2 separate regions of the Homo sapiens genome follow, and region 2 is linked to region 1. Evidence: chromatin contacts called from ENCODE Hi-C or POLR2A ChIA-PET data. All regions are on one chromosome and are shown on one strand. The core of a region is the stretch at or near the end of the contact, and the rest is flanking DNA. Distances in the headings are between cores, read along the strand shown. Region 1 overlaps FOXN3 (forkhead box N3). Region 2 has its middle 160 kb from the start of TRA-AGC15-1.

Region 1 (4,958 bases), core at 1,577-4,076:
AGAAGAAAACAGAAGGCAGGATATTAATTGGATTCTAGGCTAACGGGCCTAGCGCAAGACCCAGTCCTGTCCCTCCCCTGTCCTGTGACTCTGGGCTCAGTTCCTTCATCTGTGAAACTCCTGCCTCCTACCAGGGGTTGCGGGGAAAATCAAATGCAAAATCAGATGTGAGGCGAGCTTTGGTACGTGGTCTATAAATAGCAGGTGGCATCATTCCCCTGCTTCCAAGAATGAGGCCAGCTGCCAAACCGCATGAACCCTTCCTTGGGACATTTCTCTCCTCCATGCTCTCCATCTCCACTGTCAGCCCCGGATCAGGGTCCACCGCCAGCCTGCGGCCCTCATAGGCACCATTGGCGGAGCCTCCTCCCATCCGCCAGCTGCTTCTACACCCACTCCTGCCCATCCATCCACCACTGCCAGACCAGTTTCCTAACTCCGTGCCCCTCTAGCTGTCTGCAGAAGCACCTTCTGTGACTGCCCCTGCATCACCCTGATAGTCCTTCCTTCTCCTCGAGCCAAATGTGTTCCCCAAATATGCCCAGTATTGGCCCATCTTATTCATACAGTTTTGTCTGCATAGATTCCCCTCACCCTCATATGTAAGGCAGCACGTCCTTCAAAATCTGACACAAAAGATGATCCCTTCCCAATGCTTTTTTTAATGTGGTCTGGGAACCAGCATCAGAGAAACTTCTCTTTGCCGTGAACCGATTAGCCCCATGCTTTAGCCCTTCAATGAGTGACCCTGTATGGTAGCAGTTTCTCTGTGTGTCCCTTTCTGTCCTGGGTGCTTTGTGTCCTGAGGATGAGGGCTAGCTCTCAATCAGTTGTCTGATGCCGCATCACTATTGCATGTGCCAGGTCCTGGTTGCTTGTTTAGAAAAAGCCTGTCTCACTGAGCTGCATCCCTTGAAGGTACCATCCCTCTCCTTCTGCGTTTACGGATCAAGTTTGCACCTGAAGGCCATTTTGCTTTCATAGTGTTTCATGTCCAAAAGGAAACCAACCCAGAAAGTGTGTTTAGCTGGGCCTGAGGGAGAAGCAAGGTCAAACTCCCCTGCCGCGTGCAGCTTCTCCACGAGCTTGTCTTTTAACTCCTCCTGCTGTTGTCAGGACAAGTCGCATAATCTTCAGAGCAAAGGTCTATAGGTTCTGATAAGATGGGAAGTTGTTAGCAATTAGAATAGCAACAAATTATAAAACCACTTATCATTTCTACTAATCTGACAAGGGGATATTTTCCAAAAATACATGGAAAGGTTTTTCTTGTACCTCCCCGGTATCTTTCCTGGCTACTCTCAGGTCAATAATTCTTGAGTTCCTAAGTGGTAAGCCTCTTTCCATGAAGCCAAAATTCCAATGCTCTTACCTCACATTTATGAAAAAGACATACTCTGTTTTTCATTCTTTCTTAAAATCTTTCCTGTGTTGCCTCATAGTTTACCTTCTTGGTTGAGAAGACTTGGAGACTGTGAACTATTTTTGCTTGGAGCAACAATGTATTTTTATTAGCAGATTCTAAATATAGACTTACAGTTTATCCTCTTGACCATTTTTTTTAGTGCCTTCAAGAGTAGCTTTCACTATGGGCCCAGCCATACCTTATAGAAGGGCACAGAAAAGCCAGGCGGACAACAGGTGGACCTTCAACAGGAGCCGCCTTCTCATTTTAATTCTTACTCTCATGGCATTTATGATGACAAATTTTACTGATTAGTTCCCTCTTGAGGTGTTATTTCAACTACCGATGGTTTCTTTCTAGTTAGAGAATAACAAAGCACTGCAGCAAACAGTCTTGTTTCTGTTGAAAGTTGCCACTCATGCAGTCCACTGAGTGCCTCAGCTGGGCTCCTTCCAGAGTAAAAGAAAACAAGACAGCCTCTGAGCCAAACTTGTGTATCAGACAGGTTCAGTAGGGAGACAGAAACCACACCAAGTAATTGAACAGAGAGACTTTAATGTTAACCAGGGCTGGGTGTGGTGGCTCATGCCTATAATCTCAGCACTTTGGGAGGCTGAGGCAGGAGGATCACTTGAGGCCAGGAGTTCAAGACCAGCCTGAGCAACATAGGGAGATCCCAGCTCTACAAAAAGTTTAAAAATTCGCCGAGGCCGGGCACATTGGCTCACGCCTGTAATCCCAACACTGAGAGGCTCCGGCGGGTGGATCACTTGAGCTCAGGAATTTGAGACCAGCCTGGGCAACATGGCGAAAACTTATCTCTATTTAAAAAAAAAAAAAAAATGACCTGGGCATGGTGGCACACACCTGTGACCTAGCCACTCTGGAGGCTGAGGTGGGAGGATCCCTTGAGCCTGGGAGGTCAAGACTGCAGTGAGCCGAGATTACTCCACTGCACTCCAGCCTGGGTGACAGAGTGAGACCATGTAAAAATCAAAATGATTAGAAAGAAAGCAAAGCTGTGAACCAGGTAGGAAGTTATTAACTAGGTAACTGAAAGGGTAAAAGATGACTCAGGGTATCATGGAGAGAGTCATTGCAGGAGGCAGCTACCACCTCTAGGGTTGACGGAACAAAGGGAAGAGGTTGGAATGATCACCCCATGGAGCTGAAACTCACCTTTGCGTGGGGGGCAGGGACTAGGAAGCAGCCTCTGATGGTGCTGGTGCCCCTAAGGGAACACAGTTCTGCAAGTGCTGGAAAAACTGCAAACTGGGTTTGGCACCTCCGAGAATGAATGCTGCTGCTGAGGTACAGAGGCATTGCTGGGTGGCACAAGAACAGGAAACAGGCAGGAGCCAGTTCTATCTTTCTCCACCACCTTCTCAGTCTCTCTATGGCACCCCCTGGTGGCGGAGCCTCACATGGAACCCAGTGGTAAAGTCCAGCCCCAGCCCCAGCCCCAGCCCCAGCCCCAGTTTGGGAAACAGAGTAGAAGGGTGGGTTTGAGACTGAGTGGCAATAGCTTTGTAATGGCACAGCTTGCTTCATCTCTGTCCACTACAAAAGGATGTATAGTCTAATTAAGGAGTGACTTTCCTGAGCATCATAGGAGTTTTGAACAAAATCATTTTGGTAAAATGTGAAACCATAGTTTGCAGAAGCTAGGCAAGTTACGATTTGCATAAACAGATAACCAGTAAAGAGGCCGGGCACGATGGCTCACACCTGTAATCCCAGCACTTTGGGAGGCCGAGGCAGGCAGATCACCTGAGGTCAGGAGTTCAAGACCAGCCTGGCCAACATGGTGAAACATCATCTCTACTAAAAGTACAAAAATTAGCTGGGTGTGATGGTATGTGCCTGCAGTCCCAGCTACTCAGGAGGCTGAGATGGGAGAATCGCCTGAACCCAGGAGGTGGAGGTTGCAGTGAGCCGAAATTGTGCCATTGCACTCCAGCCTGGGCAACAGGGCAAGACTCTGTCAAAAAAAAAAAAAAAAAAAAAGAAAGAAAGAGAGAGAGAGATAACCAGTAAAGAAAACCATTGTGCATTAGCAGTTAATTGTCCAAATACCAATTCTGAACTTGCCCCCCTCAGTTTTAAGGGAAATTAGGGGAAGAGGGGTAGTAAGCTCTGGAACATTAGGGGTACTTGCTTGTAGTATCTTTGCCCTCTTTTTGTAGGGCAGGTAGTAGACACTGAGATGCTTTTGGAAAGAAGGAACACAAACATAGCTATGGAGGCATCTGCCTAATCAGTGTCTGTGTAAAACCCATTAAGAAGTGCTTGGGGAAAAACATCTTGTTTTGCATTTTCACATTCATCATAATTTTAACATTTTTAATTTGGCCACATGTCAGTGGAACCCAAACTCAGCCAAGGCTAAAAAGGAAAGCAGTGCAGTGGAGACTAGAACAACACAGAATGTTATCTCCCAGACCACGTGGCAGTGCCCAAGTATTCTGTGTGTGCTCAGATGTTTACAGGGGTTGCTGCCCCAGTCTGTTCAGCTGGGGCCCAGGGAGGGCGGGAGAGTCATTAGCACCCACTAAAGACCAATTTCCCACTCTCTTTTGTGTGACAGGTTTTCCTTGTGAATCTAAGCGACTTCTCCTTAAGTGAAAATATTTGTCTTTCAGGGATTTTTTTTTCCTCCACAGAGTGGCAAAGGCCATGTTTGTTTGTCTTAACTCTGAAACTGTTATTGACATAGATGAAGTGTTACTTTTATTAGCTGATCATTACACAGCTTCTATTTGCCAGGTTCCTTTGCATATAATTATGATGTGAAATCTCCTTGTAAGAGTATCTGTCAATAGTGTAATTGACTTTACGGTGTTGACTTTTTACTCAATAACCTCCAAGATTGGCCCATCCTTAGACGTTGGAAACCTGCTTATTTTTAAATTTGCCTGGGCGTCAAGTCCTCAAGACACATCATCCTCAAAATAACTACTCACACATCTTAAAGTTTTATGCCTGTGTCTTCGGCTGCTTTCCCAGGAAAATCCCTTGCAGAGATTGCATTGAATGGAACCCATGATGGATAGCCCTGGGAGAGCTGTTGCTGGCCTTCTTGGGAAGGAGGAGTCCCAGGTTTCTTACATTCACAGCATCGTGGGCTGTCCCACACCCTGGGTTGGGTCACAGCAACCTCCCTGGATCTCAGCCACCTTGCTTTTAACCTTTAGGGCTCTTTTTGATCCCTACATGCCTCATCAGGTGGCAGAAAAGAATGACATGTCCAGGGCTCGCTGGAGGATTGGGAAAAAGCTGATGTGGGGAAGGCCTGTTCTGTAGCAACTGAACCAACAAAATACGTACGTGAACTCAGGAACCACATTTCCTCGGTCCATCTCCTGCAGCCGTGTGACCTCAGGGAAGTGCCCATGGGCTTCTCAAGAGGAAACGTGTGTCTGCCTCATGTGTTATTTGGATTCACACACAGCTGTGTGCCCAGCACATAGTCAGCATTCTGTAGGTGTTTGATAAATAAGTAACATGGAAAGCCTCATGGATTCACCTAGCCTGTCTCTCACAGACCTTCCCA
Region 2 (5,133 bases), core at 83-2,582, 40 kb after region 1:
ACCGAGGGGCAGGCGGGAGTCCTGTGAGCTGGAAGGACAGTGCACGCAGGGCAATCCCACAGTGGAGTCGAAGCTGTCAGTGTCCTCCCAGGCCCGCTGGCATTCACATTGCAATACCTGCCAAAGGACTGCCCACCACACAGCAGGCTACCTAAAGGCCTTTCCCAGGTGGGCCAGGAGAGCAGAGAAGCCCCACTCCCCGCAGCCTTCAGCCAAGGAGAGATGGAAGCTGGAGTTTCATAATCCCAGCCCCCTCCACCTTCTAGTGAAACACTTCTGAGATATGTGCTACAACCCTGCTACTCAAAGTGTGGTCCAGGGACCAGCAGCACTGACATCACTAGGAGTTTGTTAGACATGCAGAGTCTTGGGCCCCACCCTGAGCTTCTGGATCAGAGTCTGCATGTTAACAGCATCCCAGGAGCTTCGAGTGCGTGTTCAGCTTTGAGAAGCACTGCCCCATGCTGTTTTCCAAAGGTTCCAGGAGGAATAAAGACCCCATTGCCCATAGTAGCAACCTGTTCCACATCATACCTTTTACATGCTTCCTGCACTTTCCTGTTTCTCCACCTACCCACCTTCCCCAACTCAGTGCTTCCTGGGATCCCCTCCCAATTAAACTACACCGTCTCCAGGTTCATTCCTGGGGGAACCAACATAAGATCCGTGGTCTCTTTGGGACAAAGTATTGGATCTACTGCAAAGCCCAGTCCACCCCTTGCACACTATGCAATGCTGCACAAGAGAAATAAGGAAAATACTAGTATTTAGTTCTCAGGGTCCCTTCGAGGATGAAATGAGACCATTCTTGTGAGGAGTTTGCACAGTGGCTGGCACATGGTAGCCCTTCTATAAATGTTAGCTGTTGTTACTCTCCCGCTTCTGCTTCCAAAGCCACCTTAGTCCCCTGTGCCCTGTGAGTATGCAAACATCCAGGTCGTGCAGGAAGAGTGACATACAGGTTCAAAAAGGGCTTGAATCCAGCTGTGTCTGCAGTTGGCTGTGTGCACTTGGACCTACAATTTCACCCTTCTGAGCCTCAGTTTCCACACCTGTGAAATGGGAATATAAAGACCAATCTCACAGGCCATTTTAAAGAAGAAATTCAACAATGTATAGAAAGCACCTGACTCTGAGTCGGGTATACAAGTGGGTACCCAGAAGATATTTGTTGAAAGGAAAGCTGGAGGGACAGAGTTCTGAGCAGTCTGCTGGAGTGGCGGTGCCTCTCCCAGCCCAGGCCATGACTCCAGCATGACTCACCACCCCTAAACCTCAAACTTGGGCCTGGCCCTTTGCCCACTGGTGCGGCCCTCGGTGTGGGTCACCCCAGTGCTGCCTTGGCCTGAGCAAACAGGAAGAGCCAACAGGCAAGAAGGCCTGGCCTGCTGCCACTCTGAATGAGGCTCAACTTCTTGCTTCGTGCCCAGCCAGAAAAGAATGTTATTCCATGAGCCCAAATCCCTCACTGGGCAAGGCTAGCAAGAACAACTGAGGCACTGCTAGGTTTTGCAGGAGTATTGGGTGAGGGGCACCAGAATAAGGGATTATATTGAAAGGGAAAGTGTGTTCTCAGGGCATCTCCCCAACCCCTAAGGAGGGAGGGAGATTCTCCTTTGAGGGTAAATGGAGGCACAGGCCTGCTGCCTGGGAAGCAGATCTTAGCATCAGCACCAGCTGGGCAGGCCTCAACATCACCATGCGAAGCTGTTTTCTTGGAAGGGACTGCAAAATTAAAGGAAGACCAGTGATGTTTATATGCTGCTTTTAATTTTACAAAGGATTGTGTTATTCATTAGCTTATCATCTTGTCCCCTGTTGACAAGTGAGGGGAACTGAGTTCTAGAGAGGTAAATAATTGCCTTCAGTCATTTGCAAGAAGCTGAAATTTCACATCATGGATTCACAGTTCTGTGAATTCTCTACTCCAGAAAATAGACAATTTAAATGGCAGGAGAAAGAGATCCTCTGCTTTAGTGTTTAAAGTTATTTTTAAAGTAAAGGATAAGGTCTTTTATATTTGTTCAGACAGATAACATTTCTAATGCTCTTTATTTCTTGGTGTTTCCATCTAGTATCATTTTTCTTCAGTGCAAAGGACTTTAATATTTCTTGTAGTGCGGGTTTGCTGGAGATGAATTCATTCAGCTTTTAGTTTGTCAGCTTTCACTTTTGAAAGATACTTCTGCTAGGTATAGAATTCTAGGTTGACAGCTTTTTTTATTTCAGGATTTTAAAGACACATCTGTCTTGTCTTCTAACCTAACACTATTTCTGGTGAGAAATCTGCTGTCATCCTTTCTTTTGCCCCTCTGTATGTAAAGTGTACTTCCTCCCCCTACCCCGACTGCTTTTAAGATTTTCTCTTTACTACTAGTTTTAGGCAATTCAATTTTTCATGTGCCTTGGTATCATTTTCTTCCTGATTTTCGTGCCTGGAATTTCCTAGGCTTCTTAAGCCTGAATTTATAGTTTTCTTCAAATTTGCAAAAGTTTTGGCCATTACTTCTGCAAATATTTTTTCTGTTCCTACTCATTCTTCTTCAGGGGCTCCAGTTACATATATATTAGGCTGCTTGAAGTTGTTCCATAGCTCACTGATCGCTTTGCTCGTTTTGGGGCGTCATTTTTCTCTCTGTTTCACTTTGGATAGTTTCAATTGCTGTCTTTAAGTTTATTAGCATTTTTCTGCAATGTTTAATCTGTTGTTAATCCTGTGCAGTGTATTTTTATTGCAGACATTATCTTTTTCATCTCTAGTTGTTTTATTTGGTTCTTGTTTTAATGTTTTCTGTGTCTCTCTTCAGCATGCTCATGCTTTTGCCCACCTTCTTGAGCATATGGAAAACAATTATAATAACTGGCTTAATGTCCTTTTCTACTAATTATATTATCTGTGTCATGTCTGAGTCTGTTTCTACTGATCAATTTTTCTCTTCATTTGGGGCATGTTTTCCTGCTTCTTTGCACGCCTGGTAATTTTTTTTTACTGAATACTAGGTGCTGTGTTGTTGGATGCTGGATATTTTTGTTTCCCTTCAAATATTCTTGACATTTGTTCTGGTAGGCAGCTAAATTTCTTCAATCCTTTTGAGGCTTGCTTTTGAGCTTTCTTAGGTGGGACCAGAGCAGACTTTAGGGATAAAGTTTTCTTATTATTGAAACAATACCCTTCTGTATATTTTGTATATTATGACGTTTTTCTATTCCGGCTGGTGGGAACATGAACTATTCCTAGCCCGAGTGAGTCCCAGGGATTATTCAGCTTGCTCCTTTTTGTTGGTTCTTTTTCCTGCTCGGGTAGTTTTCTCACATGCATGCACTTGCACTGGTCAGTAGCCAATCAAGGGGAACCCTCTGCAGATCTTCAGAACTTTCTCTCTGTGTAGCTCTTTCTTCTCTGTGCAGTGCTCTTCTCTAAGGCATCCTGCCTTGTAAATTCTAGCTTCCTTGGCCTTCTCAAATTCTCAACTCTGTCTCGTCAACTCAGGAAGACCATCAAGCTCTCTTTGGGTTCTCCCTCCCTGTTCTGTAGCCTGAAAATTACTTCCCCTGTTTCCCTTCCCCTGGGGATTACTTTCTGTATTATCTGTTTTCTAATATCTGAAAGGTATTGTTTCATATGTTTTGTCTAGTTGTTTAAGGCAGGAGAGTAAATCCAATCCCTATTACTTCATCATGGTTCAAATATAAGTCCTTATACATTTTTTAATTAAAAAATATTTTATTGTAGTAACATACATAAAATTTACCATTTTGATCATTTTTAAGTGTACAGTTCAGTGGCATTCATTACATTCCCTCTGCCTTAGTTTTAAGTGAAAAAATGTGTCATTTTTCGTCTAACCATTATTAAGCACTTAGCACCGAGTGTTGCAGTAGATAGTGATTACACTCATCTTACAGACAAGGAACATGAAGCTCAGAAGGGAACTTGCCCAAGATCTCAGTGTCGTTGATATGGTCAGAATTTAGTCCTACTGAACCATGCTATGAACTTCATTGAGAAAGGATCCTGAAATCACACCACCTTTACTTGTCTGTAAGGACTTCCACTGCAAGCCTACCTCTTGACCTGGAGCAGACATTCCAGAAATCAGCACCCCAGTTTCCTCCTTTGCAGGAGCAAATTCACCCAGATACCAGAGGAACACCGGGCTTAGAGCCAGGCCCATATCTGAGTGGCAGTCTCTGCCACCTGTGAGGCAGGACACAGCTAGCCCAGGCCTGGTGCACAGATCCAGAGAGGAGCTCCACCCTCACTGTGTCATGCAGAGAAGGAGTGTGCTAGGGGTCTGTGTGCATGTGGAGACCACAATTCACAGTCCGCCACTCAGAGTTAAATGTCAGCTTCATTTGCTTCACTGGCTTATCTTAAATTACAATTACAAATCTTTGAAATCCCTTTTAAACTTCCTACCAGCTCCAAACAGGCACGTTAGCAGCCATTGATCCAGCACATCGGGGATTCTTCGCTTCAAGGAGTGGATCCCTTTTCGTCAGTGAATGAAAACAAGACTCTTGCCTCAAATATTCTGACAGCCTCTTTGCAAAGGCTGTGGGTCATTTACTCCCAGCCTCCACAAGAAAACCCTAGAAGCACATCCCTTTGTATGGTTTGAGTTTGTGTCGAAGGCACTCTAAGCATCCCAAGTGGGTTTTTATTAGTTATTTCTTACTAGCAGCCTATCAGGTGTGGAGCGTTTTATAGATGCTCCTTTTATAGACGGGAGTATCAAGGACATGGGATGCTCGCTGTCTCACAGCCTCTCCCACTCAGCAAATCAGGGCTTGCTCCTGGACTGGGCTGCTCTGCCCGCTGTGTAAGTAGCCCTCTTAGCCCTGCAGGGCTGGACAGGGCTTCTTGGTCCTTGCTTTTCTCCTTTGTCTGGGACATGGAGCCTAATATGCACTTGAGTAAAGATAAGCAACCCTGATCACCGTCCCTTCATCTTCAAATAGTTGCAATTTTGTGATTCCCAAGCCATCTTGAGGATGTTCCTGCAGTGGTGTGGGAGGAGGTAAGTAGGCCAACTTTACCTCCCAGTATTCGGCACAGATTCAGCATAAAACTCAGCCCCAGAGAGACCCCAGACAAGAGAACAAGAGTTCGTTTTTCCAGGGTACAGTTAA

The links. A loop is a pair of places that touch in the nucleus more often than their neighbours do. ChIA-PET counts read pairs that join two places held with the same protein, here RNA polymerase II (POLR2A). Pooled maps may share reads with other maps.
Region 2: a loop to region 1 is called in a map of PC-3, with 3 times the contacts of the local background. The contact joins two enhancer-like sites. A Hi-C loop is called at or near these places in 1 of 168 maps with a recorded cell type or tissue (PC-3) and 1 of 50 pooled maps. POLR2A ChIA-PET finds 5 or more read pairs at or near these places in 5 of 52 experiments (AG04449, K562, RWPE1 and 1 more).

Annotation. Positions count from the first base shown.
Region 1 is chr14:89,175,464-89,180,421 of GRCh38, reverse strand. All of the region lies in intron 5 of FOXN3 (forkhead box N3), which reads left to right. Among named protein-coding and RNA genes, the nearest start is that of FOXN3-AS3, 170 kb to the left of the region's middle. RefSeq lists an enhancer at 4,724-4,958. Within about 2 kb of position 2,826, at least 5 of the 41 ENCODE cell types and tissues checked have a DNase peak (open chromatin) inside an H3K27ac peak, as active enhancers do.
Region 2 is chr14:89,133,895-89,139,027 of GRCh38, reverse strand. No RefSeq gene overlaps it. Among named protein-coding and RNA genes, the nearest start is that of TRA-AGC15-1, 160 kb to the right of the region's middle. Within about 2 kb of position 1,332, at least 3 of the 41 ENCODE cell types and tissues checked have a DNase peak (open chromatin) inside an H3K27ac peak, as active enhancers do.